Linked DNA regions of Homo sapiens: all the other regions are linked to region 1. A link is an interaction called in ENCODE POLR2A ChIA-PET data of the cell type or tissue named here. Cell type or tissue: GM12878. All regions are shown on one strand. Each heading gives the region's core, and the rest is flanking DNA. Links, peaks and the distances in the headings are about the cores only. Region 1 overlaps LOC105374027 (a long non-coding RNA gene). Region 2 overlaps CBLB (Cbl proto-oncogene B). Region 3 has its middle 150 kb from the start of CBLB.

Evidence for each region. ChIA-PET counts read pairs that join two places held together with the same protein. Peaks named below come from ENCODE experiments on the same cell type or tissue, not always from the same donor. Only the 100,000 strongest peaks of a DNase experiment are listed, where the experiment ranks them.
Region 2: POLR2A ChIA-PET joins it to region 1 with 6 read pairs; 6 of 35 experiments call an interaction of 5 or more read pairs at or near these places.
Region 3: POLR2A ChIA-PET joins it to region 1 with 5 read pairs; 2 of 35 experiments call an interaction of 5 or more read pairs at or near these places.

Annotation. Positions count from the first base shown.
Region 1 is chr3:106,178,223-106,189,035 of GRCh38, forward strand. LOC105374027 (a long non-coding RNA gene) reads left to right here. Exons shown (of 3, transcript XR_924311.3): 2 at 279-326. It overlaps LOC107986110 (a long non-coding RNA gene), which reads right to left. Exons shown (of 2, transcript XR_001740838.3): 2 at 8,673-10,302. Among named protein-coding and RNA genes, the nearest start is that of CBLB, 310 kb to the left of the region's middle. RefSeq lists an enhancer at 6,184-6,233. In GM12878, for the core only: no CTCF peak of the experiment used is centred there; DNase peaks (open chromatin) are centred at 5,999, 6,465, 6,859 and 7,151; H3K27ac peaks cover 3,763 bases.
Region 2 is chr3:105,849,652-105,857,651 of GRCh38, forward strand. It overlaps CBLB (Cbl proto-oncogene B), which reads right to left. Exons shown (of 19, transcript NM_170662.5): 3 at 3,763-4,013. Among named protein-coding and RNA genes, the nearest start is that of CBLB, 15 kb to the right of the region's middle. In GM12878, for the core only: no CTCF peak of the experiment used is centred there; a DNase peak (open chromatin) is centred at 4,560; H3K27ac peaks cover 622 bases.
Region 3 is chr3:106,014,964-106,025,776 of GRCh38, forward strand. No RefSeq gene overlaps it. Among named protein-coding and RNA genes, the nearest start is that of CBLB, 150 kb to the left of the region's middle. RefSeq lists an enhancer at 1,223-1,788. In GM12878, for the core only: no CTCF peak of the experiment used is centred there; no DNase peak of the experiment used is centred there.

The sequences.
Region 1 (10,813 bases), core at 1,536-9,535:
TAATCTCCTTTGGCAACACCGTCACAGACACACCCAGGAACAGTTCTTTTCATCCTTCAATCTAATCAAGTTGACACTGAATATTAACCATCACAGATTTTATACATACTTAGGGTCAAGTGTTAAGCATTTTGTTTCAACTATAAGATATATGCTTGGAAATTAGTTTGGCTGACACTGGAATTTAGGTATTATATTAAGCTCAGAGCCTTTTGGATTGTAACCCATTTGGCATTATATCATGTTTTATAATTATGTGTTTTTTTTCTCCTCCCCAGAACCACAGTTTCCTATTAGACAAGAAGTGACAGGTTACCGTAATCCAGGTAGGAGTTGCCTGTCAATATGATATTTTTTCAATAGCATTTACTGAAACATACAAGATTTAGGTATGCCCTAATTGTTGTGGGATTTTCAAAATGTGTCATATTCTATGGGAATCAAGCCGTTTAATTCATTAATTCATTAAATTAATATTTATTTATTAAATGCTTAAGTGACCTAGAGTTGTAGAAGGCACTAAAGATATAATGGCAAACAAATGCAGTTTATTGGGGGAGACAGTAACTAATAAGCAATAATTGTAAAGCTGCAATTGTTTTAAGTGCTAAAGTATATGGTACTCTGAGGTAGCATAATAGGAAAATTAATGCATGCAGGAAGATTGGGAAAGGGAAATGATCTGAAGTCTGTAGGATGAATAGGAGTAAATTGGGACTAAAGGGGAGGAAAGAGGGTTCGGTCCTCTGAATATCCTGGCTGGGTGATGGTGATGCTGAGGGAAGAAGCCAAGGAGCACACTGAGCTGGGGTGTGCTCATGGGTAAACATGGTAAACAAGGTCAGGCCAGGACTAGGGACGGGGAGGAGATTGTGAGATGTTAGGAGGAAAATTAAAGGATTTCAAAGCTGAGGGAGGATAGGGAATCAGAAAAGGACAGGAGTAACACAATCAGATTTGTGTGGAAAAGATTGCAAAGATTTTTCTAGGTGTAGTGGGGCAAATGCATGAGCAGGGATAAGGATGGATGACAGTGGGTCGATCACTTATGAGCCATTTACAGCAGTCCAGTCCTAGGGGTACTTGTAACCTGTTTCAGGTGGTAGTGAGGATGGAGGTGTAGATAGGAGAACAGAGTGGAGAGATGTGTCTGAATTTTTTATGAACAGACATTGGTGATGAATTACATATGGAAAGATGGGAAGGGAAGAAGACTTGTTTAGGATGACTCTGGTTTCTTATTCTCTATGTTCCTCATTTTTTTTTTTCAAAATGAACCAAACAGGGTTGAGAGTGAAGGAAGATGCTGGGTCCAGTTTTGTACATATTGGGATTAAGGTACCTTACAGATATCTAAATAATGATGTCCTATATACTTTGACATCAGTCCATGGTCCTTAAGCCTCATGCTGTAATCTATTTGTCTTCTAATTGTATTTGTATTTTATCAAATACATAAACATTCCTAATTAACTTAGCAAAATAATTACCTTCAGTTTGTGTGACTTAAACCTTATGCTTCCCAAGTGAAGGCATTGCTTCTTAAATGTTTCCCCCAAAACAATTTAACTTAAGGAAGTGAGCAAATTCTATTATTAAGAAATACAGATTGCAGATGACAGCTATAATGTAATCCAAGCAGATCAGAGGTCTCAAAGCCATGAAACTTGGTTATATTAATAGGAAAGCAAACTGCATTTTCCCTTGTATTAGGATGAGTCTTTATTCTAATTAGGGGAAGTTATCTAAAATCCACATATTTGTTTCCTTTATCTATTTCTTCTATACAAACCTTCTGTGAAAAGCAACAAAGTGGCAGCACAATTCTCTAGCATTTTTACTCCTGTAGGTTTTGATTAACTGTAATTAAGTAAAGGCAATTATTCAAAGGGAAATAAATTTTCTCATTGTTAACTCTATTAAACAAGAAGTCATTTGCTGCTGAGTGTGGTGGATGTAAAGAGACTTAATTACCCCTTTTTCTTTTATCCTTTTTCCTAAAGGAATAAAAGAAGCTTCATATTATTTTCTGAGTCTTGACTCTAGTACACATCTGCCTCCCTTGAGCTGAAGGTTCACAATTTTTTGTTGTAATCCTTTGCGTCTGGAGATACGCCTGTGAACTAGGGGTACAATAATAGCCTGGGTTTTCTACCTGTGAGCCATGGTAGGCAGATCCAGAAATAAGAGCTAATAGTTTATCTGGAAAAACACCTTTGGGAAATTTCAGGTAATCACAAACCACTGTGCAAAACAAAATTAATGCATATTTGGTTAGACTAATGCAGATGTATCTAACTGCATTTAGGCAATTCTGCACATATTAAAATTATTTCACTTCCCAGAAGGAAAGTAAATTTAGGGATGGAGAGTATTTGGGTTGCAAATGGAAAAACTAGATAAAATCACTTTTTATAAAAAGGTTGAGAAAAAAGAATAAATAGGCTTCTATGTTCAGGAGGAAAGTTTGAGAAGTGGGGGAGACAAAGTTTGTGTTGCTGTGAGAGACTTCTTGTCAGATACCGTGCTTGAATTTCCTTGAAATCTGCACATGTAGTCAAATCTACTGTTCTTAATAATGTATACAAATACATCCAGCATTTACAAGATACATCATTAAGAATGCAGTAAATAAATGCAACACTTTCAGCCTCAATATGATATAGGGTCAAGAAGATAAGGGAAGACTATAGAATTGAGTTGAAACATGAAAGATGGATAAACCTTCTAAGAAAGCACCTTAAAACTGGCTGCACAGTGGAGTTATTTAACTGATTAAAAAATCCAATGACTGCAAAGGGTCCCATTGCCAGAAATAATGGTTTGATTAATTCGGGATGGAACCTGAGAATCAGTATTTTTTAAAGGTCCCAGATGATTCTAATGTGTAGTCTAGCTTGAGAATCACTTATATCAGAGATGGTTATCACTAACTATAAACTATTGGTAAAACAAATCAAACATACTTTGTATGTGTATTGAGTGTATTGCTAAAGCTTTCTGGATGTAGAAGGGCTACACAGACATTTTATTCTCATGAATGAAAATGGCTAGCATGTTTGAAAATGAATTAGACAAAGAGTTATTATTTTGTTTTTAATTTCTACTATATAGTAGTCTTAAAAATTAAACCTGTGATGTTAGTATTTGTAGTATTTGTATTTTAGAAATAAAAGGTGAAATATAGAGGACAGAGATAAGACAAAGAACCTACCTAATTTCCAGAGTTTCAAACCTATAACTTGGTGCAAAAGTAATTGCGGTCTTTGCCATTGAAAGTAATAGCAATACTGTAATCACTTTTGCACCAGCCTAATAGAAGATGGTTTGGGATTCAAACCCTATCTCCCTGATGCTTACGGACAGTCTTTCAGGGTTTCCTATAGGGTTATGCTCCTGCCCCTGGCAGGTGCTCATTGGCTTACTATCCTTTTCTCAAAATAACAGTATTTTTCTAGAGAGAAAAGAAATAAAAGTCAAGAGAAAAATGGAAAGAGTAACAAGCTTGGGAAGAATGTTAATACTATTATATTTGTACGTTATATGTTTCACATTTCCGCAGCATATTTTCTTCATTGTTGCTAAGGGAAAGAGAGCAACTGCAATCTTCTATGATGCCAGGAATAGGCTTCATAGATGAAAAGCACGTTTATGAGAAACTTTAAGATAAACTGAATTTAAGGCCTCTTCCATGTGAGTTCTCTTACTTAACATCTTAGCTCCTCAACTTAAATAGAAGGCACATAAATTACTGATGTTCCCACACACTGACTAAAAGCTGGATAGGATTTGGGTTTGAGTATCAGAAGAATTGAGTTCCCTTCTGCCTCGCAATCTGAATCCAGTTCATTCAAACCATGCTTTACAAGAATGAGTTTCTTATTCTTATAAAAATATTTGCAATGAAAATTAATTAGTTTACAACCATATTTAAAACCTTGAAAAATACTGTTTTTGCATGATATCATTATTAATTATTGTATTGCAGCACCCAGCGTGATACCATGCTTATGCAGATACTTTACAAATATTACTTGATGGTTTGATGATTTTGTATGATTAAAAAACACACAAAAAGTTGGCTTTCATTACATGGAATTTAAGGACATATAAGAGTTTGCAAGTAAAAGGTATATATTCTTGCCATTTTTAATTGCTTAACTTTTATAAAACATAGTTTATGCTCTTTTCTAAGCTTTTTAATACTATGCAGAATCGACAGACAAGCTTAAATTACAGTCATATTCAATTACTAGCAGAATATACAATAAGAATACTCATAACATCATAATTGCTAAAACTTATTGATAACATAGTATGTTAGTCACTATACTAATTGCATAGATTCTCTTAAATGCTACAACTACGAATGAGTAGGTAGTAGTATCATTTATACTTTCCCAATGCGGAAAAGGAAACTTAAAGGCATATTTAAGGTCACAAATCTAATTAAGTAGCAGAGCTTGAACTCAAACTCAAAGTTAATCTAGGGGGGTTGAATTTAAGGGAGTTATCATTAAATACATCAATACAAAAAAAATTCCAATATTCTCTCTCTAAGGTTGCATAACTCCCTGTGGCTTCCATAGGCTATTTGGAAACAAATGTGAATATACATGGTTTCTTTCTGTCTATTCTTTGGCTAGTTAGAGGTTTCAGCAGTTCTTACCTGCTTATACAAAAGGCAGACAGATACAATTACAAGGGCGGTTTGAAATAAGTCCAGAATCTTCCTACCCACTGACCATGCAGAATCCAAACCCTTAATATGCATAATGAAGGCATTACTTCACTTTACTTTGTAATTTCTCCTAAAACGCACACAAACCATTACCTCATTCAAAATGGCTTGGATTGAAATAGCTGATTTAAACTGATGTTTAAATCTTAGAACGAAGCCAGGCTGCTGTCTGTGTAAGAGGCTGCACTGCCTTATTACTGTTTTATTTTGATTATATCAGCAAGTGAGAATCAATAGGTCAGACAGGACCTGTGAATTGATGTTTATTCATATGCATGCCTTCCAGCTGAATGTGATTAGAAATGATAGTGTCATTATGTAAGTGCTAATAGTACCTAAAATGTTTGAATGCTCACTACGTACTGAGCACTAGTGTACATGCTCTACATGGATTACTTCAAAACAACCCTATGGGCAGGGACGGTTATTGACCCCATTTTACAGGTGAGGTTAATATCACTTTGCCCAAGGGTCGGCACCTAGCAATTGGCAGTGCCATGCAGGCATTTTTACTTCAGAGTTAGCTCTAAACATCTAAATAGTCTTGGCATGAAATTCTATTATTATTGGAGGTCAAAGGGCATGACTACATTGTAAGCAGTACAATGGAATTGTTTTGGAACCTGAAGTCTCAGCTTCAATTTCTAGTGCACCATTTATCAATCGGTGTCCTTGGGCTAATTACCTCATTTGCTAGTGGAAGATAATAGCATTACCTACCTCACAGGTTGGTATGAGGTGGATAAATTAATTCATATGAAACATTTTAGCATAATGACTAAAAAATAATAAGTACTCAGTTATTATTATGTGAGTTACCTAACTGGCTCCATGAGTTGATTCAGGCTCTAAAAATAGGCAACAGATGCATTAGGCAGCTTTGATTGCTTTCTGTAACTTGACATAGCAGCTTTACGTTACTCAATGATTTAGTACAATTTAACATTTGTAGAGCTCCTTTCTCACAAAGATAATTGATCTCACCAATCATCAGCCAACTTGTGAACTGGCTCAGAATGAGAAAACCCATAAATTTCAGATGCAGAAACAGGCAAGCAGTGAAAATTCTTGCCTCAGGACACACTTGAATTCAAGGAGATTTGAGGATTAGCACCAAGGCATGTTATCTAACCAGAGAAAACACATCTCTTCTGAAAGTTCCTGATAGCCTGAGGACTCAAGGAATCAGACACCCAATGACTCCAGAGAGAAGGAAATGACACCTGAGAAAGAAAATGACACCTGAGAAAGAAAATCTGGCTAGTCTTAGATCTTGACACAGACTCTTGTTTGATGCTGGATATGTTCCAACTACATTAAAGTTCTCTACACTAGACTTGCTCAATTGTCTTGGCAGACTCTGCCATAGATGAGACATCAAGTAATCCATGCTGAGTAGAGAGAAGAAAAACAGTAACTGTAACAGACTAGGTTTCATTAACCCAAGGGTTCTAAGAAAAAAAAAAAACGTTGTAGAAAGCTTCCTTTTTGTGGCAATCTAACAAATTTTAGAAGAGAACTTTTTTATTAACTTATTTTTTGCCAACTGCATTATAATATGTAAGCTGACAGCTATATTTTTATAAAAATAAATTCGTATGTGCATTTTTATGGTACATGGGCTTCAATGGCAAGATGCTTCATTAGGCTGCTAATCTTATCCATCTCACTGGGTCTAGCCTCCCTCCCATCTCCCACCTCCCCTAGATCTATACGCACCTCCTTCTTTACTCCCCCAACTAAAAACACTTGTTAATATCACTTCACTGGGAACTGAAACAATGAGTTCAGTTTCATGAGTTAGCTGAGATAAATGTGGTGGGAAAATTTTTCTTTCTAAGTAATTTAAAGATATAGATACATTCACATATATATTCTTTGATTTATTTTGAAAGAAGTTAGAAAATAGGAGATCATCAAATATATAAACTTAATAGTTCAGTTTTCACTTAAAAAGTTAAAAAAAAAAAAGAAAAAGCCATTTTGTAGTAATCAAGACATTTTTGAGGATAGGACTTGGGCAGAGAGAGTACAGTGGTATTCTATAATCTGTGGTTTCTCTTTCTGTAGTTTCAGTTACCCATGGTTAGTTGCGGGTTTAAAAGTAGGTGAGTATATTACAAAAAGATATTTTCAGAAAGAGTGAGAGAAACCACATTCACATCACCCTTACTGCAGTATATTAATTGTTCCATTTTATGATTAGCTATTGTTATTCATCTCTGTGTCTAATTTATAAAAGAAACTTTATCATAGGTATATATGGGTAGGAAAACACATAGTATATGTAGGGTTTAGTACTAACCATGGGTTTAGGCTCTCAGAACCTATCCTCCATATAGGGGGATTACTGCATGCTACATGCTTGGATGGGATTTCCAATCTCATTTTCTAGTTTAACTCTAACCTTTCTGTCGCATTAGGGTGGAATGTTCTTCTCTAAAACACATGAAGTAAATGAATGCTTGGTAAAGATGTTCATGTTTAATTATAACTGGAAGTCAGACCTGTCTTAGGCAACATAATGATCAAGGTGAAGTTCATCCCTGCTGGCTTCCCATCTACTTCTGCCAGAGCCACTTCTTCCTTCTGACCCTCCCTTTGTCTTCCTGCCATCCCTGATTCTTGTCAAGGGGATAAAGTGTCGGGCAAAGCAAGCTTAAGGGTTTTGCCTTTCAAAGGAGATTTCTTCAAATTTAGAAAATGAAAACATTTTTCAGGAGGGGACCACTAAACCATGAAACTATATAGCTTGGGCATCAGCAATTTAAGTTTGAAATAAAACAGTGTTTAAATTTCAGTTTTGACACTTCTGGGTTTTATAACCATGGGTAAATGACTTCAATCTCTTTTGAATTCTTTGTCTGAAAAGAAATAGGAATAGCAATAGTAGCTATCTCTGTTGAGAGTTGAGAATACGGGGAAACTAGGTATGATGCCTATTTAACCCATAACAAAACGTCAATAGTCAGTAAGGCTGATAATTTGCAGAAAGAGTATCTGACTTGTACCCCTTTAAATAATAACATTTGGGACCACAAAAGTCACTTGCTGGTGAGACTGCCCACCATACCAGTTATAGATTGTCATAACTTCAAGGAATCTTAGAGGTCAGCCACTTCAAGGTACTTAGAAAAAGGTACCTGGCTTATCAGCCAGATAAACCAATTTTTCCACGGCCACATAGGAGTTGAGAGATTGAGTCATGTCTCTAACAGGAACTTCTTACTGCAGTTCTAATTTTTTTCACTTGTAGTTCTAATTCTGTTCACTTCACTGAGAATTCTTGAGTGTATAGGGAGCTGATGATGACAACTTTCATTTTGAAGTAAAGTATTCGTAATCCTTAAAATGTGTATTTTGCTTAAGATTTAATGTTAAGACTCAAATTCTCCATTTCATTTAAACATTTATTGGTTTGGTGTTCACTGAGCATCATTTTTGTTAATTTCAAAATAGTATCATTCATGAGAAACAAAATAAGTTTATGAAATTACTCCCTTTTCTAAACCTAAATTTTGTTGAAGAGCAGAGATGAGGTCCAATTCTACAGACACAGACCCATACACACACCCTCCAACCCCCTACACACAATGTAACACATGAATATTCCAACTCTAGAAAGCATGCTGTTGCAAGTTGCTATTTGAGTTCAGGAAAGAAAGAAATTAATATATGTTTTTGTAGTTATTGTTTTCGTGCATTCTGAAGCACATTTTGAAGTCCAAATAAAAGATATCTGTTGAGTGGATCCAACCTTTAGAAAATAGGTTCGCAAACTTTTTCTATAAAGGGGCAGTTATAAATATTTTAGGCTTTGTATAAGTCAAGAGACAAAATTTTAAAAATCATCTAGGTACTTACATAATTAGAGAAAATCAATTTTTATTATTTTTATTGGCAAAATTTAAAATATAATAAGGACACCATATTTTTGAAATACATTTTTATTACTGAGAAAAAAATGAATTATTTTATGAAGGATAACATTTTTTGTAACTGAGATTCAAAATAATATTTCTTATCCCCAAATTGATTGTGAGCATTTATCTATTAAAAACCATTCTCAGCTCACAGACCCTTCAAAAACAGCCTGGAGAAGAATGATAAAGCGATGAACCAAAGTTAGTTCACCAAGGGAAATGAATGTTATCAAGAAGATCAATGATTGACTCTGGAAAAAAATTCAGAAAAAGAAAATTTTTACAAAAAGAGAGGGCAAAGAAGACACAGAATTAACATATAATAAGATAGCTTCAATAAATTGCACACAAGAAATTCAAGGACTAAATTGCACTAAGTCACAGATTACAACATAATTTCTGAATCTTGCCTTTTATTATAGTTCCTTTCTTTTTAAAATATATATCCTTTATCACATTCAAATATTTTCCTTCAATCCAGGATTAAGAGTGATAAAGTTTCTGGAAGTGAATGTTGCAGAATCAAGCTGGAAAAAGAATGTCATCTTAGTTAATATTTGGGGCAGAGTGAATTATAAGAAAATACTACTGTCTTTGAACTTTATACGGAAGCTTGTGTGTGGAGAGGATGAAAATATGTAATTCCAAATTATGCCTGTTTGGCATAAGGATTATTCTGAGCTGAAGACAATTGAGAGAAAGAAGTTCTCTGCTCTGCTCCTATTTGTCTACCAGCAAAGCACAAATTCCCATTGTGATGGTGTCCCTTCTCCTTCCCCTGACCAGAAAAAGGAGAAAAACCGTTCTTACCACTGAGATTAGTCTGTGTAAACAAACCTTACTAAATAACTCCTATATACCATTAGTTTCCCTCATGTATTTTCCTTCCCATGGTTTATCACCCTTGGAAGCCTAAAACCATCTTAAAAAAAATCTAGTCACTTCTCTACACTCACCACCCTTTGTTAAAGATATAACTCCTCAAGTCTAATTGCTTCTTCAGGCTTTCACTTCTTTTCTCTGGAACTACATTGCATATGAAATTTAAAATAAAATGTCTATGACTCTTCTCCTGTTAATCTGTATTTTGCCAGTTTAATTCACAAGTTCCAGTTACTAAACCTAAGAAATTAGAGGGAAAACTTTTGCTCTCCTATATGTCCTTGCAAGTAATAAACAAAATATAGCAGATTCAAATATAATACCTATAGAAACCTCTTTCACTATTGTAATTTGAGGACTGAGGGTAAGGGGCAATTGTTGCATGATTCAGGCCAAATCTTCAAGAGGTAACCACAGAACACCACAATTTTGCCATTTATTGAAAATTCTAGTCTCTTGGTTGTCTGCACTTTCCTTTCTTAGCTTTATTTTCTATATACCATTTTTTTGTTAATCTGAGCAACAAACATTTTTTATTTCCCCAACCCTGTAATTTTAAGAAAACTCTTTCTAACAAAAGCCTCATTAAGATAGGATGCCTCCAAACATCTACACATCATATTTTTCTTTCGGTAAAAATGTGTTGTGATGTGAACAGGACTTGAATTTTATTGCCAAGTAAAGCTGGCTGTGAATCCAGGATCCATCATGAATCTGTTGAGTGACTTTGGACAAATTTTCCAATGCTTTTCCAATCTGAAAAAGAAAAGAAAATCTGATGTAAAGTCTTAATTCCCTAGGTTATTATAATTAAATAAGATAATGTGCATAATAAATGACATGTACATTTGTATATATACACACACGTATATAATAAATTTGTAAGGCAATTTTGAAAATGAGACTATGCCTTTTTATCTTTTAAAATGCATATAATGTGATATAAATTATAATATTTAAAAATATATATATTCAGAAATCAAATACTAAAAATGAAGTTGTCCTGATAGAGGACTATATCAGGCATTTGCCTAAGGATATTCTAAGAATTTATTTGTCCATTTACTCTATTACATTGGAAATGCTACAAGTCTAAGAACCTCTGCTTCAACCAGATTTTTTCCTCCTAAAAGGAAAACTGGTGATCTCAGGTGGCATGTATAAAGTTTTATATTAAAAGGAAATGTCATATATTCTCACTAGCTCTATTATTCCATTACACAATATCATTATAGAATTGCTATCTTAGTCCAATTTGGCTGCTATA
Region 2 (8,000 bases), core at 1-8,000, 330 kb before region 1:
AAAAGTGGGATACAAGTTTACCACATCATATATGATTACATCCAATTAAAACACTGTATCCACTCAAATTCCTAGTCAAAGGAGTTATATGCCTTGTCAATGTACTGATACCCTAAAGAGTAAAATTTAATGGATGACTTGGCTGGATCAGGAAGAATTTCAAAACTACTAAATTTGAAAAAAGAATTATAAAGACATTTGTAAAGAACTTAGTTTTATTAGGTCAATGGCAGAAATACAATGTGAAAAATAAAAATTTAACATAAATATCTGACTTCCCAAGATGTTAGCACTTCTTGAAAAGTGTACAAGAATAAACAATCACTATAATATTTCTCTACCTTACTTCTGTCACACTGTGGCAACTCAAATTCCTCTTGTTATTCCTGGAGAATTTTAAAGCATTAATTAATGCTAAAAGGCAACAGGAAGATTCACCACCCTCAAGATGAATAAACTGTGGCCCAAGAATATTAAGTGACGAGCCCAAAGTTACATAATTGGTTAGACGTCTACGAGTATGTTTGGGTTCATCTCTAATTGAGAGAGAAAATTATAAATTATAAATATATAATTATGCCATTTTACACCTGGAAGAGGGTTTTTTATGTTTGAATTTGATGGTTTTACTTGTTATGGGTATTTGGCCAGTATTCATAGAAAATTTAGAGTTCACATACCTCCATAACTGAATTTTCTATTTTACAACCCTATGAGGCCAGTTTTTCTGACCTGAAAGAAATATTAGAGGTTTCTTAAAGGTTTTCCTATGTCAGAAAACTAAATACAGAGAGGTTAAGAGTCTCACACTAAAATTTAACTAACATGTTAAGACACTATATATTTTCATTAATATTGGTTTTCCAATTTGGAAATCTAAATAAACTATCACTATCATGAATATTCCATATATATTTAAAATAGCCCAGAAATGGAAAACTCTATCATTTTCCTTATTTTGTTTAAGATAGATCCTGAAATTTAACATTAGAATGGCCAAACAATAAACTTGAATGAGGATATCTAAATGAAGAATCCTGGCTATAAAATTAGGATTTGGTTGATGTCAATTCAGTCTTTGCCAGCCCAGTTCAGTTTCTCACTTAAGTCAAAATACACAGATGGAAGTTACATCTCCCACCCACATCTACCACATCCGCAGATTCAATCAAACTATGTCTTTAAAACACTTGTCTCCAATACCAAATTCTGGTGTGGATGTGGAGCACCAAGAACTGTCATTCGTTGCTGGTGGGAATGAAAAAGGGTAGAGCCACTTTGGAACCAGTCAAGGGGTTTCTTACAAACTTTCTTGAAAGTTTCTTATGTGCTTTCTAAACTTATGCATACCCTGAAAATCTAGCAATCTTGCTAGGTATTTTACCCAAATGAGTTAAAAGCCTAAATCCACATGAATACCTACACACAAATATTTATTGCAACTTTATACATGATTACCCAAAAAATGGAAGCAACCGAGATGTACTTCAAGGTGTGAGTGAAAAACCAAACTGTGATGCAACCACACAATGGAGTATTATTCAGTGGCATAAAGAAATGAGCTACCAAGTTATGAAAAGACATGGAGGAACCTAAAATGCAAATTGTTAGGTGACAGAAGCCAATCTGAAAAAGTTACATATTGTGTGAGTCCAACTATGTAACACTGTGGAGAAGGCAAAACTGCACAGACAGTAAAAAGATCAGCGGTTGCCATGGGTTCAGGGGGGGAAGTGAGACAGTAAGTAGATCACGGGGCATTTTTAGGGCAGTGAAACAATTCTATATAACACTGTAATGGTGGATATATTACATTATGCATTTATGGAGCATAGAACAGCACAACACAAAAAGTGGACCCTAATGTAAACTCTAGGCTTTAGTTAATAATAATGTATCAACAATAGTTTATCAACTATAACACACTACACCAATGCAAGATGTGAACAGGAGAAACTGCTTGGGCAGAGGAGATTTATGGGAACTGTAATTTCTGAATAATTTTCCTGTAAACCTAAAATGACTCTGAAAATGAAGTCTATTAAAACATTGAGAATACTGTCTCATGAACTAGCTACTATCATAAGTAAATTCACATAAAGCTATTAATGTTAAAAGCAAATACAGTCATGAACCCCGTAATGACATTTCAGTCAAGGACATTTCAGTTAATGACAGACTGCATTTATGTTAGTGCTTTCATAAGATTATAATGGAACTGAAAAATTCCTATCACCTAGTGATGTCATAGTCATCACAAGGTCATAGTGCAACATATTACATGTTTGTGGTGATGCTGGTGTAAACAAATCTACTGTGCCACCAGTCACATAAAAGCATAGCACATACAATTATGCATAACACATACTTGATAATGATATTATAATAAGTGACTATATTACTAGTTGATGTATTTACTATACTATAAACTTTTTAACATTATTTTATAGGGTATTCCTTCTACTTATTAAAAAACAGCTAACAGTAAAAGGGCCTCAGGCAGGCCCTTCAGGAGGTATTCCTGAAGGCACTATTATCACAGATGATAGCTCCATGCATGTTATTGCTCCATGCTAAAATGCAAATTGTTAGGTGAAAGAAGCCAATCTGAAAAAGTTACATATTGTGTGACCTTCCAGTGGAATAAGATGTGGAGGTGGAAGACAATAATATTGATGATCCTGACACTGTGCAGGCCTAGGCTAATGTGTGTGTTTGTGTCTTAGTTTTTAAAAAGTTTATAAAATTTTTTTTAAAACTTAATTTTTTAACATTTTTTAAAGCTTATAGGGTAATATAGAAAGAAAATATTTTTGTTAAGCTAATTGTTAATACCAGAGTCAAAAAGTTAAAAAAAATTAAAAGTTTATCAAGTTTAAATGTGACAGTAGGCTGTTCATATTGGAAAAGAAATTTTTTTTATAAATTTAGTGTAGCCTAAGTGTACAATGTTTCTGAAGTCTGCAGTAGTGTACAGTAACAGTCCTAGGCCTTCACATTCACTCACCGTTCACTCACTCACTTCCAGTCTGGCAAGCTCCATGCATGTTATACAGGTTATTACAGGTTATCCATTTTTATCTTTTATACAGTATTTTTTTTTTTGTCCAGGCTGGAGTGCAATGGCACAATCTCAGCTCACCACAACCTCCACCTCCTGGGTTCAAGCGATTCTCCTGCCTCAGCCTCCCGAGTAGCTGGGATTACAGGCGTGTGCCACCACGCCGGGCTAATTTTGTATTTTTAGTAGAGACAGGGTTTCTCCATGTTGGTCAGGCTGGTCTCGAACTCCCGACCTCAAGTGATCCGCCCACCTCAGCCTCTCAAAGTGCTGGGATTACAGGCATGACCCACCACGCCCGGCCTTTTATACAGTATTTTTACCATACCTTTTCTATGTTTAGGTATATTTAGATACACACATACTTACCATTGTGTTACAACTGCCCACAGTATTCAGTACAGTAACATACTGTATAGATTTGCAGCCTAGGAGCAATAGGCTACATCATACAGCCTAGGTGTGCGGTAGGTAATACCATCTAGCTCTGTGTAAGTACACTCTATCATGTCCACACAACAATGAAATTGTCTAAAAATGCATTTCTTGTAAAGTATCCCCATCGTTAAGTACCACATGACTATATACAAAGCGACTCACATTTACCCCAAAACAATTACATGGTGACGTTTAGGTTAACTATTAAGTAAAAAGCAACATAAATGACCTTTACACCAAAACATCTGAAATATTCTTCTTACCTGTCCTGTGACTGTTCTTCATACATTCTCTCCTTGCCTTCTTTAAAGAGTCTTATTGCCCGTTTTGACTTTTTCATAAGGCTATCAATGTAGATTTTAAAGTACTCATTCTCACTGAGTTGGGCAAGTTTCTGGTTGTCATCATATTTACTCAATATAAGTCGTAAATGCTGATATGTATCAGGCAAAATATCAAGTATATATGGTGGGCTATTTTTCAACTGAAGTTTGGGATTTTGGCACAGTCTTACCTAAAAACAAAGATAAAAATAAAATAAGTCATAATATTTTATTTCACAGAAAAATTAAAAAGTTAGAGAACCATGTCCTATTTCTTCATTTTTCCATAATATAAATAATGATCTTAACTTACTATCTCCAATTTATTAACTGATAGTCACGTTTGTCATAATATAAATAAATCCTATTCTGTTCTCCTACCATTCAATCTTTTCTATATCATATCCTTATTTTGAACCTCTAAAGTTTAATTCTAAGATACCTCATTGTGCATAGCTTAAAAGAACTCCAGTATGCTAATCACTGTATATCACTGATAGTCTTTTTTTTTAAATAAAAATGAGGAAATGGGCCTTCTCTGTTGACAACCAATGTCTCACATTTATATGTTATTTTACTACACTGAATTCCCAGCTGTTGCTGTCTCATAGTTTGTTAATTAGCGTTTTGGTGTACTGTTCTGAACCCCGAGGACAATAAAACAAAGAGGTGCAATTTGAATAACTGAGTTATTAAGTAGTAAATGTGTGTCAGGTCAGAACCAGTCTTTTCCACCTCCCCATACTGTCTACCACGCCTATAAACATGTGGCATATAACGGTTCAGTCATCCCATCACAGGTGCTGCCCAACCACTGGGGCGTTCAGGGGCTGCCTGCAGAACTGAAAGTACCTTCTGCCGGCCAGAGAAGGTAGTAATCCAACTAATGTATTCACTTCTACATGTTCATGTGATTTAGCCAAGAGTAAGTTAGTCCACCACATTCTTATCCCTCCAGAAAGGGCATAATCAACTCTTTACATAAATAACTTTCAAATGAAATAATTGAGAATTGCACAGTAGCATTATATAGTGTAATGGGACAGCACTCTTACAAAAGGTTAAATGTTCACATAAAGATCATAAAGATACATGGCTCTCTTCTAAGGCCCTCGTTGTATTTTTTTTTTTTGTCAAATTGTCAAGAGTATATCTTATTTTATTTTATTGTTTTTTTAAGACGGAGTCTCATTCTGTCACCCAGGCTGGAGTGTAGTGACACGATCTCAGCTCACTGCAACCTCTGCCTCCCGGGTTCAAGTGATTCTCCTGCCTCAGCCTCCCAAGTAGCTGGGATTACAGGTGCCTGCCACCGCACCTGGCTAATTTTTATATTTTTAGTAGAGACGGGATTTCACCATCTTTGTCAGGCTGGTCTCGAACTCCTGACCTTGTGATCCACCCGCCTCGGCCTCCCAAAGTGCTGGGATTACAGGTGTGCGCCACCGTACCCGGCCTAAGAGTATAATATCTTAAACATAATTGGCTAAAGCCTCCTGTTGGGTGGCACTGGAGTGGCTGTGGGTATTTTTGGAATCTGGCTAATGGAAATTTGAATTGAAGACACATTTACTTTGGGTTTAATGGAAGGTATATGTGAGGCATACAGTCACTCCTGTAAAATGGTTTAATTACTGTCAGCAATCCCAATGAAACTGAAATAAGGCAGGCAAAGAAAGAATATACTATTAATATATGATCTCATTTTCACATGCAAAATCTTAAAAGAAGGAGTTAAGCAACAAAGAAACAGAGAGTAGAACAGTGGGTGGGCCCCAGGGATGGGGAGGGGAAGAAATGGAGAGAAGAAGGTCAAAGAGTACAAATTTGAAGTTATGTAGGATAATTAATACTGGAGATCTAATGTACAGCATGAGGCCTATAGCTAATAATACTGTATTCTGAAAATTTGCTAAGAGAACAGAGTTTAAATGGTCTTACCACAGAAAGGTAATTATGGAAGGTGAAGGATATGTTAATTTATTTGATGTAGTAACCATTTCACTATGTGTATATATATCAAAGCATCATGTTATACACCTTAAATAAATACAATATTTTTTAAATCTGTAATAGAACTTTTTTTAAAAGATGGTTTTAGAAATACCTGAGGTGCCCACAATGCTGACTAGCCTACCATGGGAACAGTGAAATCCAATTCAAATCTGGCAATTTGAATGTGTTTCATGACACCCAAAACTGGAAGTATATGCGGTAACGGAAGATAATCAAAGTATAAAATGTACAGAGCCAAAAACTAGTCTAGATTATTTCTCTAATCACTTGTAGATATACCGGCTTTTTAAAAACTATAGTGCTTTGTGGATTTTTCTCATTCTAAAAAAAATTCACTTTCATAAACAATTTGATGTTTGTACTTTCGTATTCTTTATATTTAGAAAGATTCTTTCAAATCATATAAGTTTCAGGGGACATAAAACATGGATCTGCCTCTGGGCACCCATAAAAGTGCCTGGGACAAATAAACAATCGAACTATAATAACTTCAAGCATAACGAACACAATAAATCAAGGAACTAACAAATTTAAAGGGTACTCTTATACACACTATCACACTTACTTTCTTAAAGAAATTGGCCAGGCGCAGTGGCTCACACCTGTAACCCCAGCACTTTGGGAGGCCGAGACAGGCAGATCATGAGGTCAGGAGTTCGAGACCAGCCTGGCCAACATGGTGAAACCCTGTCTCTACTAAAAATACAAAAAGTAGCTGGGTGTGGTGGCAGGTGCCTGTAATCCCAGCTACTAAGGAGGCTGAGGCAGGAGAATCACTTGAACCCGGGAGGCAGAGGTTGCAGTGAGCTGAGATCACATCACTGCACTCAGCCTGGACAAGAAAGCAAGACTCCATCTCAAAAAAAAAAAAAAAAAAAAGAAAAGGAAAAAAAAAAGAAATCACTGGGGATCAGGGTTTTTTTCAGAGGGAGTAGATGGAGAGAAAAATCTGGTTCAAATTTCCAACCATCAGCCTCTAATTTAAGATGTTTTTCACATTAACCCAGGGCATGATCTTATATTCTTCCTCTTTGTAAACAATGCCTTAAAGCAGAATTGCTGAGTACATAACCAACAAATTAATGGATTGGTTGACTGCTATTTTTTTTTCACAAATAGTTTGATTGTATTATTTCCTTTATTTTTACAATTGAACTCTAAAGTATCAAGTATTCAAATTAATAATCCAAAGGTATAGGCTTAGTTAAAAAGTAATAATAGTATTTTTATCTCCAAGAAAGTCCTTGGAAAGGTAAGATGTCATCTCATTTACTAAATAACAGCAAATCTTTACAAAGTATAGTGAAAATGGCTGACAGAGCTTTTTTTACCCCCTTTTTAATACGTGATACGTTAGTATAATCAGAGTTCATTCTGCCCTAAAGATTAAGTCCCAAATATGCCAATTATTTAACAAATCCTGCTTGAAAAAGAATATGGTTTTTAAATTATTTAAACCAAAAATACTATCACAAGTATACATAAATACCAAGAATATTGCCACCAACATTCTACAGCAGGCATAGTTTAATGTCAGCAACATAAAACTTGGTGTAACATGTCACAGACTGATACATTATTTTCTTCTAGTTTGGGGACCAGGTAGCTTCAAATTCATTTCCTCTACTAGAGAACTTTTTAACTGATACATACAAAATTTCTGTCAGGTATTTTTTTTCCAGACATTCCACATAAATATTCTTTGACAGAAACGTTTATGTTTTACAAATATTTAATTCACTATTCTTTATCTGAACTTTTTTCTCATTTGCTTTATTTAAAACTGTAATTCCATGTGGGAATTTATTGCTTTATCAGGTGGAAATTGCTTGAACTACTATATGCCAGGTACTGAGCTTAGAGCTAGGAAATTATAGATGACTAGAACATACTTCCTGATTCAAAGAGATGCAAAGAGTCTGGCAGAAGAGACGTAGTTCTCTATAATTAACTTAAGAGCAATGTAATTCTTGCTCTAAGGGATCTTAGTAAAGATTCCACCCAATCCATTCATTTCCAGATTTAAAAAAACTAAGAACTAGAAAGATTAAGGGACCATTAAAATATCATTAATCCAATACAAGAGCTTGTATCTTCTGAATCTCGGGCTGATCTTTCTAACTGTATCACAATTTAATTAAAATTAGGCATATAATTAATGA
Region 3 (10,813 bases), core at 1,446-9,445, 160 kb before region 1:
CACCCTCCATTCCTTTGATGGAACCCAGAGCCAGGATGGTGTATAGCGGTAGGCTGTGTGTGTGTGACAAGGAAGTGCTGCCTGAGTATAGAGCCAGGAGTGGGGAAATGGGAAATGGGTATTTGCAGATGGTAGCTGACAGGCAGCATTGTCCCGCCTGGATATCATCCTGACTTGTGTCTTCAAAGTATAGAATGTAAGGACAGATCAGAAGATACCCAGTACCTTCTGATCAGAAAACATGTGTCATCTGTGTTTTCCTTCCCATCAAATATGTGCATCCTATTTTTTCCTTACAACTGTCATATACCATCTGCAAACCTTAGCCTTGCCAACAGTTACCCTTGAAGATAGAATGCCAGAAATTTGAGAAAATAAAACTAAGGCAGAATTTTGGAAAATCGAATGGCAGTTTCTTATAAAGTGAAACATGTACTTATCCTGTGACCCAGCAATTGTACTACTAGGTATTTACCCAAGACAGATGGAAACATGTGTCTACTAAAAATCCTGGGCGCAAATGTTTATAGTAGCTTTGATCATAGTAGTCCCAAAAATGAAAATAACCCACATGTCTGTCAATTGCTGAACAGATAAATTTTGTATATTGACACAGTGAAATACTACTCCACAAAATAAAATAAAGACATGAACTACTGATAAATGCAAAAACATGTATGAACCTCAAATGCATTATGCTAAGTGAAGTAAACCAGGCTTAAAAGTTTAGATATGGTTTGATTCCGTTTACATCACCTTCTGGAGAAATAAAAGCAGTAGTGACAGAAAGCAGATCACTGCCGATAGAGGAAGGAGACTGACAAAAGGGAATGAGGAAAATTTTGGAGGCAATGGAAATGTTCTCTATCTTGATCTCAAACTCCTGGAGTGATCCTCGTGCCTTGGCTTCCCAAAGTGTTGAAATTACAGGCATAAGCCACTGGGCCTGGCTGTTCTCTATCTTGACTGTGTGATAGTTACACCTCTTTGTGCTTGTCAAAAATCATAGAGCTGTATGCAATAAAGGGGGAGTTTTTGCTATATGTAAATTATATGGCAATACACCTGTCTTTAAAATAATTAGGCAGAACTTCACGGAGGTACTGAAAAACTTAATGCATGTTTCTTGTGTCCCTTCTGGTTTCCTTTGTTAAAAAAAAAAATCCCCAGCTACTTGGGAGGCTGAGGCAGGAGAATCGCTTAAACCTAGGAGGCAGAGGTTGCAGTGAGCCGAGATCGTGCCACTGCACACCAGTCTGGGCAACCGAGTGAGACTCTCTCAAAAAGAAAAACAAAACTCCCCTCTTCCTTTCCCATACATCAGCAGTTCGACTCCCCCACCTATTATGACAAGCTAAGCAAGACACTCAGTGTTCTTAATCAGTGGGTTCATTTTAATGCTTTCTGATACCTGTTTAGTCTCTACTTAGTTATAATTACCTTCTTCTCTTTCTTCAGCAACCCTGCTGTTTTCTGAAATCCCCTACCCTCAGATAATCAGCATGGGGCTTACTTATTTGGTTCTGTAGTTTAAACTGTCCTGAAAAGGTGGATGGGCTCCAAATGATTCTCTTTGTCTTTACAGTGGCTGTGAAATGTGGAGATGGCCACTTTATTTACTAATTCAACAAATAAATATTAATCGCCCACTGGATGCCACACACTTTGCTAAGCACTGTGGTACTGCCCTATGTAAGGGGAACTTAGTCACTGCATAAGTGACTTAAACACTGCCTAAGTGTTTCCCCTTGTTGTTTCTCCCTGCCTAGTGTTAAACAACCATAGCAATAATTTTGACACACGCAAGAAAGGGAAAAAGGAAAGCTCTGTGAATAGTTAGAGCAGGGTCCACAACATTTTTCTTGTCCAGATACAATATATTTGATGTGATAGATATAATGGCATATGATTAGTCGATGAGATCAATAGAAGGAGAAGGAGACCAATACCACAGCATATCAGCAATTCCTACAATGCTGGAGCACTGGAAGGAAAGATCTGATTTGGAGGACTTAGCTTGTCTGGAACATAAGATAAAGCTGAGACTAGAAGGACAAGTTCCAGCAGTAATAGTAGTGGTGACCTTGCTGGTGGTGAAGGATGTAATAATTACAGTGTAGCAGTAATAATAGTAGTAGCAGCAGCACTAGTGGTAAGAGTAATAAAGCGAGGCTGTGTAGGGGAAGGATTTCAGGCACAAGAAGTACTGAAGGAGGATAAATATTATACTAAAAAAACCATGATGGGGCATATGTAAGAACTCATAATATGTAAATCTTTAAAAATGGAAGAATTAGTAATAAACTAGATTGGATTTTTTTTTACTGACAGGAACTTTTTATTTTTATTCACATCCAGAGATCTTATGTATAAAGTAACTCGGATGTTTTGTATGGACACTTCCTGCTATGAAGGCAATAATTTATTGGGAAAAAAGATACACACATCTACTACTAGAAAATGAGACAGGACAGAAGTATTCTCACCCTAAAACACTGGATACAGTAAATAGAACTCTGGAAGGATAGAGCTAACTAGCTGATAAGGGGTATTCCTGGCTTTAAAGAGCAAGACAACAGAGGAAGGAAGATGTGGAGCTTGCATCCATCTAGTTGGATGAGGTGGAGTCGAGGGCTTTCAATCCTGGGGTTCTCCTTGAGCCAACCTAGAGATAAAAGGGAGATAAATTTATAGGAAAAAGCAAGAGCTCATTTTGTTTAAATGATTAAGATAATTTGGTTGTCCATTATTCCCAAGTGGAGTTGTCCCAAACAACATGCCCTGTTCCCATTTGAATCAATATGCTGTTTCTTGCCATTAGTTCTTGCTCCATTGGGGAAAAACACATTATTCTCCCATTATGTGTGCTCTTTCTCTCTCAACATAAAAAGTGCTAGATGTTTTGATTAAATTATCAGGATGAACATCTGTAGCAATGAAAGGTACATAAATACCAGTTCAAATCACTTTTTTACTTTTAACATCTTTTGGGATAGGCTAGGATCTCCTGTGAGGAACACACATCTGAGCAATGTTTTGTCTCATTTTGTTCCGTACTTTCCCAATATGCAGAATGAGATTGGAAGCTGCTATGGTCTCAGTGTTTGTGTCCCCCCAGATTCATATGTTGATACCTAATCCCCAGTGCAATTGTATTAAGAGGTGGGGCCTTTAGGAGGTGATTATGTCATGAACGGGATTAGTTCCCTTATGAAAGAGGCCTGAAGGAGCATGTGCAACACATCCACCATGTGAGTACACAGAGGGCACTATTTATGAGGAACAGGCCCTCACGAGACACTGAATCTGCTGGCACGTTGATCTTGGACTTCCCAGCCTCCAGAACTGTGAGCAATAATTTTGTGTTGTTTATAAATTGCACAATCCAAGGTATTTTGTTATAGCAAGAGAAGTGGACTAAGGCAGAAATCTCTCTAGGTATCTTCTCTGAGCTTTGGGGATGTTTCCACGTATGACCTAAGTTTAGTGTTGATGGTCTTTAGAACCTCTGCTCTTCAGGAAGTCTAGGAAAGGGTAAAGCTCATATTACAGTGAATCAAGAGTTTGTATTAAAGGTCAGAAGACATTTTCAGAGTTAAAAAAATATCAGCAACCAAAAGCAAAAATGCAAAAGAACAGCTCCCAGACTGAACGCTCCCCTGATGAATTCACTACAATTTCCTGAATGATACATTTTTTATTTCTGTTACTACATTAAGGATTTCTCTTTGAAAGACTGTGAGTTTGGGATCTTAGTTGCACCATTCTCTCAGCAAAGTAACCTTATGTAGCTGGTCGCTATGTAAAACTACCACACTGTGTGCGTGAACATTAAAAATAAAAAAAATATACAAATAGACCATGACCAGGCCAGTCTGGACTTTAGTCTGGCTTGGTAAATGTTAATTATAAATTAAACTCTTGACATCTTATGCTATAACCCTTTTACGTTCAGATATATTTCAGTCTCAGCCCTAATAGGGCTTGGTCTCGTAGGTCTAGTATAAAGTCTCTCTCTCTCTCTCTCTTTTTTTAATCATTAGTGTCAATTCCCTCTTAATCGCATGTTGCAGTTTTCCTTCTCATAGTCTTCTGAATACTCAGTTACCAATTTGGCATATATTTCTACTCAGTTCATGTCAGTTGATTTCACCTCAACAAAACTTTATTGGGTACTTACCATGACCTTGGCAATGAGGGGCCACAGAGATGACTGAGCCTTGTTGCTGTCAATCTTTTGGGATAGAGAAACACGCACATCCCACTGTGGCATAAGTGAGACACAAGTACAATGTGGAAACAGAGGAGAGAAAGATGAGTTTTTACTCAGTTAGTTTTACAGTACCTTTTGAGAGTCATGGGATTTCTGAACAGCCTGTGGAATAGTGAGTAACATAGAGGAAGTTGGAGACATAAGTCAAAGGAGGAACAAGAGAGAAGACTCTGAAGGCTTCCCTGGATTAAGAATTCATTTGAGATGGGCATGGTGGTTTACACCTGTAATCCTAGCACTTTGGGAGGCTGAGGCAGGCGGATCCCTTGGGCTCAGGAGTTCAAGACCAGCCTGGGCAACATGGCGAAACCCTGTCTCTACAAAAAATACAAAAAAATTAGCCAGGCATGGTGGTGTGTGCCTGTAGTCCTATACTTGGGCGGCTAAGGTGGGAGGATTGCTTGAGCCCAGGAGATCAAGGCTGCAGTAAGCTGATCAGGCCACTGCATTCCAGCCTGGGTGACAAAGTGAGACCCACTTTTGTGAGTGAGACTCACAAAAAAAAAAAAAAAGAAAAGAATTTGTTTGAAATGCACTATCTTTTTGATACTAATTTACCTAACTTTTAATTTACCTAATACTTCCGGTTTTGTTTACATATTGTTGGTTGTTTTGTTTTTTTTCTGATAGTTCACACTTTATTGAATTCAGTTTTCTTCTCACCCATTTTTTTTTTGTAATAACAATGAACCTAGCTGTGCCACTATTTTGCTATGTGAACTTAGGTAATTCTCTGAACATTGTAGATAAACTAATAGTATATACCTCAGCCATAGAAAACAAAGAGTACATGATAGCTAATAATTTACTGACACTCATGCGTTCATATTTAAATTATGGATAATTTGGATAATTATCTTTACCTTTGAAAACTTCTGCATGTCTAATAGTATTTCATTTACATTATGGTTTTTCTTAGATTGCAATTGATTTAGAAATATTTATGTATTATAAAATATAAGTTTTGTAGCCAAGGATAAGAGACCAGAATGATCAAGATGATTGAGTCCAAATTATTAACTGTGAAGGAGAATAGAAGATGATCAGTAGCTCAGTGTGGATGAGCCTAGTCTAAAGATATAAACCACACATTCTTCTAACTCAGCCCTCAAAGTGCAATTCAATAATTCAGCACACAGGGATTTACAGTTTGGAAAACTTTTGCAGTATCATTATGCTCTAATTTTTTTAGTCCATTCTATATGTGAGTTTTATTCCAACTTCTAGTTGGAAAGGCTCATGTCTTAAAATAAGCCTGATCCAGAAAGAAATTCTACATATGGCTAAGAGAAAAAGTAATTCTTTAGAACCTACATAGACTTAGTTATTTCTTGTGCAGAATCCTTTATTTGCCTTTTTATAGTTCTTTTATTTGAAACATAGGACTTCCCTTCCCTAGATTAGAGGAATTTGTTTCAGAATTGTCTTTCACTCCAGAAGCAGGTTACTCCTGCCTCCATGGCATAAAAAGGAAGAGGGAATGGGTACAATTGGCATTGTGCTGTTTTTTGGACATCTTAACACCACCTATACAAATGACGTTAATATATTAGTGTTTGCTCAGGAAGAACTTGAAAACACAGCTTCACAAATCAGTGCAAGTATTTTAAAGCATCATCCTCCCCTTAGTACATATTCAAGAAATAAAATGAACATAATCTGAACTTACCTCTGTTCTGCTTAAATATGTCTAAAAATTTATATGTTGAGCCTTTGCAAAATGGTAAGTGGTCTACCTATTCATTATTTGCCCCTCTCAAAGCTAATGGATATTGCCGAAAACCCATTATGGCATGTTAGCATCCCCTAAGTAAAACAGTGCATGTGAATTAGAGCAACAAAACAATTCTGGATAAAAACAGAAGTTTAGTTACAATTGCATTGACTGAGCATTAGTTATCAAGGCTACTCACCATGCATCTTTTTGAATCAGCTGGATAGGATCATCGCAATACCTAGACCAAACAGTCAGTACAAATTCAGGCCATTAGTTGGTGGCAGTTTTTCATCCCGCAGCTTACCAATCTGCCCACTTGGATTATCCTCTCTTTTCACTTTGTCAAGTAATATGCAATCCTTTTCATTATTTTTAGCGAAGAGAGCTTGCCTGGAGGTAATGAGTTGTAGATACCAGCAGAATGGGAAACTGATACGACCCCTTTGTCAAAATAATAAAAGAAGTTTAAATTATTCCTTTTTCCTGATATGTCTTTCTCATATTTACATTATTTATGCCTAGTATAGGGTTTAGAAGTTGAACTAAAGACATTTGCTGAAATAAAAGTAAAAGAAAGAATATTCTATGAAGAATCTCACAACCCATGTTTGGGGAAGAATAGATGAGATTGTGTGTGTGTGTAAGGCATACTTACAGGTATGTGTTCATGTGTGGAGGTACGAGGGTGGATTCAAGGTAGGCTGTATATAATTAGAGCTCTTTTTTCCTCCTTATGATATAAAACAGTGGAAGATTATCTTTTTTTCAATTTTAGCAATAAAATATGCTTTAAAAAAGAACTTGAACATTACACTGTAAAAGTAACTCAAATATATCATAATCATCAAAATAATATATTAAACACCAACTGGGATAGGGATTGAAGTTAAGGCTCAGACAACCATTGATTTAGATTCTGCCTGTACCATGTACTTCCTGTGGGACACTGAATATACCACTTTATTCTTCTGAACCTTAGTTTTGGTATTTGTATAATGCAAGTAATAATAATAATACCTACTTCTTGAGGGTAGTTAGGATTAAATGAAATGATGCATATAAGGCTCTTACTCTAGTCCCAGCACATTGTAAGGCAATGTTAGGCTTTTTTGTGTGAAATTATATAAATTAATAACCTTTGTATTGATTACATTTGCGTGGAGATGACTACTTCTTAAATGCTGAAGAAGTCCCTAATACTTTTCAGAGACTTTAACACTAAGAAGAGCATCAATATAAATAGAATTGTTAAGAAAACCGCTGTCAAATTCATTTTTTAAAAATCTGTTTTCCCAAGGATTAGAATCAGGGCTGACTTATCTATTAGAAATAGCAGGCATAGTGTTTAGAGCCCAGAGTACCTCTAGGGTGTCACAAAAATATTTTAATTTATTTTAAAATCAGAAATAGATGAACTTTTAGATAAAAAAGTTTTAATATGCAATATCAATATATTCATCTTGGTGCCAATACAGTAATAAAATATCATTTAAAAACTTTTTTTTTTAATAAAAAAGAGGCCCAAAAAGGCAAAATTGCCAAAAGCCTGCGGAAGTCATAGTGCAGCTTTGTTTAAAATGTGATGCCAGACTGCAGGAAATGGAATTTTCTTCAGGTCACACAGTATGCCAGAAGAAAATGTGAAGAGCAGAGTTTTCCTTGTTATTTTTGTTTGTTGGGGGATAGGAGCTTGTAATTAAGTGAAGTAGTATCACTCACTTTGTTAGAGTGTATCAGGCGTGTTTCTCTTGGAATGATATTGACTTATATCCTCACAATAAAATTAACACCAGTATATGAAAGACTCATGGATGGAAACATAGATGAATAAGACCAAAATATGTAGTTTAGAAAATAGGGAAAGGGTAATATAGATAGAAATAGTTTTTACTGTTTATAAGACATGAGGAAATGCACCTCATTTAAAGTTATAAAAATAATTTCAAGACCTGCTGGAATTCAAACCGCCGAAATATAAACCCATAGTAGTAATATGTGCTGCTAAAAATTTATGATATTATAATATTGTAAATATTACGATAGCCCTTTTGCTCAAGAGGCACTGGTATATTTAAAATATGTCATCATGCATGTGTAATGTCTTAGCAAAACAAATCCGAACTTCTTGTTAAGGCAAGCTCTGGGTTTAATCCTTTGGTATAGTTATTTGAGCTCAGTATCTGATGTCTCATAAGATCTTTTTGAACATAAGTATAACATATCAGGGCATGTTATACTTAATCAAGAATGAGGAGGTGTCTTCTTTCTTGATTGTTGGTTTTAGAGAATTGTACGAAGTTACATTTTGTGCAATACTGAATTCCTTTCATTGCCAATTTGGAGTTAAAAAAAATAAGTGGTGAAGTGCTTGATATCCTTGAAATAAAACATGCAGAAGATAATTTCTCAAGAGATGGAGAATTAGAAATCACTGATTTTTATTAAATCCCAAAAACATGCATTTTAATGGTAGTCTATGATGTAAATTCTCTAAGCAATCTTGGGAATTTTGAATATATTGTATAATACTCAGCTCAGTAAATCTTACTTTTATATCATAAGTACAAATTTAAATGCCTACAGTGTAGATGATACTGTGTTAGGCACTAGAAAGTTTGATCAGCCCTGCCAACTACAGTATAGTTGATGGAGCTCTGAATTACTGAGCAACATCATTTCACTTCTCTTTACTTCATTTTCCTTATCTGTGTACTGGAGATAGTAATTCCTGCTTTATAGTCTTATTGTGAGGCTCAAATCAGATAAGGCCTATAAAAGTGCCTTGAAAATTGCAAGGAACTATGAAAATATAAGATAGAATTATTACTATCCTTTAGGCTCAATGTTGATACCATAGCAATTAATTATGATTATTTTATAAGAGTAGTATGGGATTTGGAGCTATTTTGTGAGCTTAAATATATCTGAATGTGTAATGTAAGATTTAGCTCAATGGCAATCTCCTAGGCCATGATATTTCTCTTAGGACTAATATAAAAGCAAATATCTTTAACAAGGAATAAATTCAGTTGCTCTTTGTTGCCTCCTTAATCATTCTGCAAAGTGATTTGTTTTGGTCTTTGCAAAAGTGTTAGTTGAGAGTTTCCACCCAAAACTAATTGTCATTGAAAATAATGAATGTACACTTAAAATGAATTTATTCAGATTCTTTGACTTCACTGACAAATCAGTGGTTTATTCAAGTCTACTCAATTTGAATGTTTTCCTCTGAAGCTATGATTATAAAATCTTCAGAGTTAAAGTACTTCCCTAAGATTAATGACTAGATAATTGATTTGCAGTAAATGTAACTTATTTATTGAGACTCGTTCTATGAGATTTGTGACTGAGAAAAGCAAAAGTAAGTAGATGGATTGGGAACCCTCCTTGGTGCTCCAGGTGTAAACTTTCTGTTTCTTACTTTCTTTGAACTAACATTTATTGAGTACCTACTATATAGTCAGTGCTACTACATACATTATCTCATGTAATCATCATAAAGATTCCATTTTAGAAACTAAGAAAATAGAATTGCCCAGAAATTAAAAATCTGTCCAAGATGATCTGTCCAGCTGTAAGTCAGGACCCCTCTTCTTTACTAACTCCAATACCAGTGTTCTTTTAAAAGCAATGTAATTTCTCATCCAAATCTACATGCTAGGCAGAAGGTTCCCTCATATTCTTTCGTCTTTCTAATCAAACCTTAATCTTAGGAAAGAATTTGACAAATAGCTTTACAACAAGGCAGTAGGACACAGATGATTCATAAAGCTTAAAGTCATATCAAACACAAGGAGATGTATATTTTACTAGGAGAAACAAAACTATTTGTAATATTATGTCAAATGTATGAAACGCTTCCTAAAATTTCAGACACTAGCATACAACTGTGTTAAAGGGATTAATCAATACTCTGAAACCATATTACATAGGTAATTTTCCCTTGCTAAATAAGTGGCACTCAGAACTGTAACAGTGATGGGCTGAGATTTTCATGTAAACTTGTAATTAGATCTGTAACTGTTACTGATGGCCTTTGCTCTTATAGAGCCACTTGCAATGAGGTTGCTGTTCAAGTTGGCACTGGCAGTTTCTGTAGAATATTTTCCTGCTCCTCCTCAAAAACTCACAGCAAAGATAGAAGATATGTCACATACGCTTTTAAAAGACGGGGTGACAAGCAAAAGGAAGATAAACATCTTTGAAGACCAGAAGCAGAATAAAAACACATGGCAGTAAATGTGGTTTAAGTCACAGGCCTACCACATTCCAGGACAAGGAAGTAGCAGAAATGTTCATGCTTTCAACTTCTGAGGATCAAAACGGGTGGCAGAATGGAGCCGGATTCAGTGTGTACTACAGAGAGTTAGGCCAGGCCAGCCAAGTTCAGAGGCAAAGCTGAGGCTGATAAGTTGTTGCCTAGTAGGTGGGAGGAAGCACAAATAGGTGCTTCACCAAAGCCTGGCCAGGCCCCAACTAGCTAATACACCCGTAATATCCCTGCATTCTGAGAGCTCTGGGTGCCAATACAAGGGCAAGGCAGGTAGAGACAACTGTAAAACTGCCACACATGGAGAGGTGAGAGAGACTGAGCCAAAACAAACAAACAAACCGAGAAAGGAACACTGTAGCAGCACCACTAAAATTTCAAAGCTTATAAGCCTAAAAAGAAATCATGAAAGAGAGCCATCAAGCAGATGTTAACTGGATGACATAATTATGATTGCACAATTTGAGAAAAATTTAAGTATGTATTTTTAAGATCTTAAAATGTATAAATTAAGAAAAGAAATGATTATAGTACCAAAATGGTTATGTTTCAA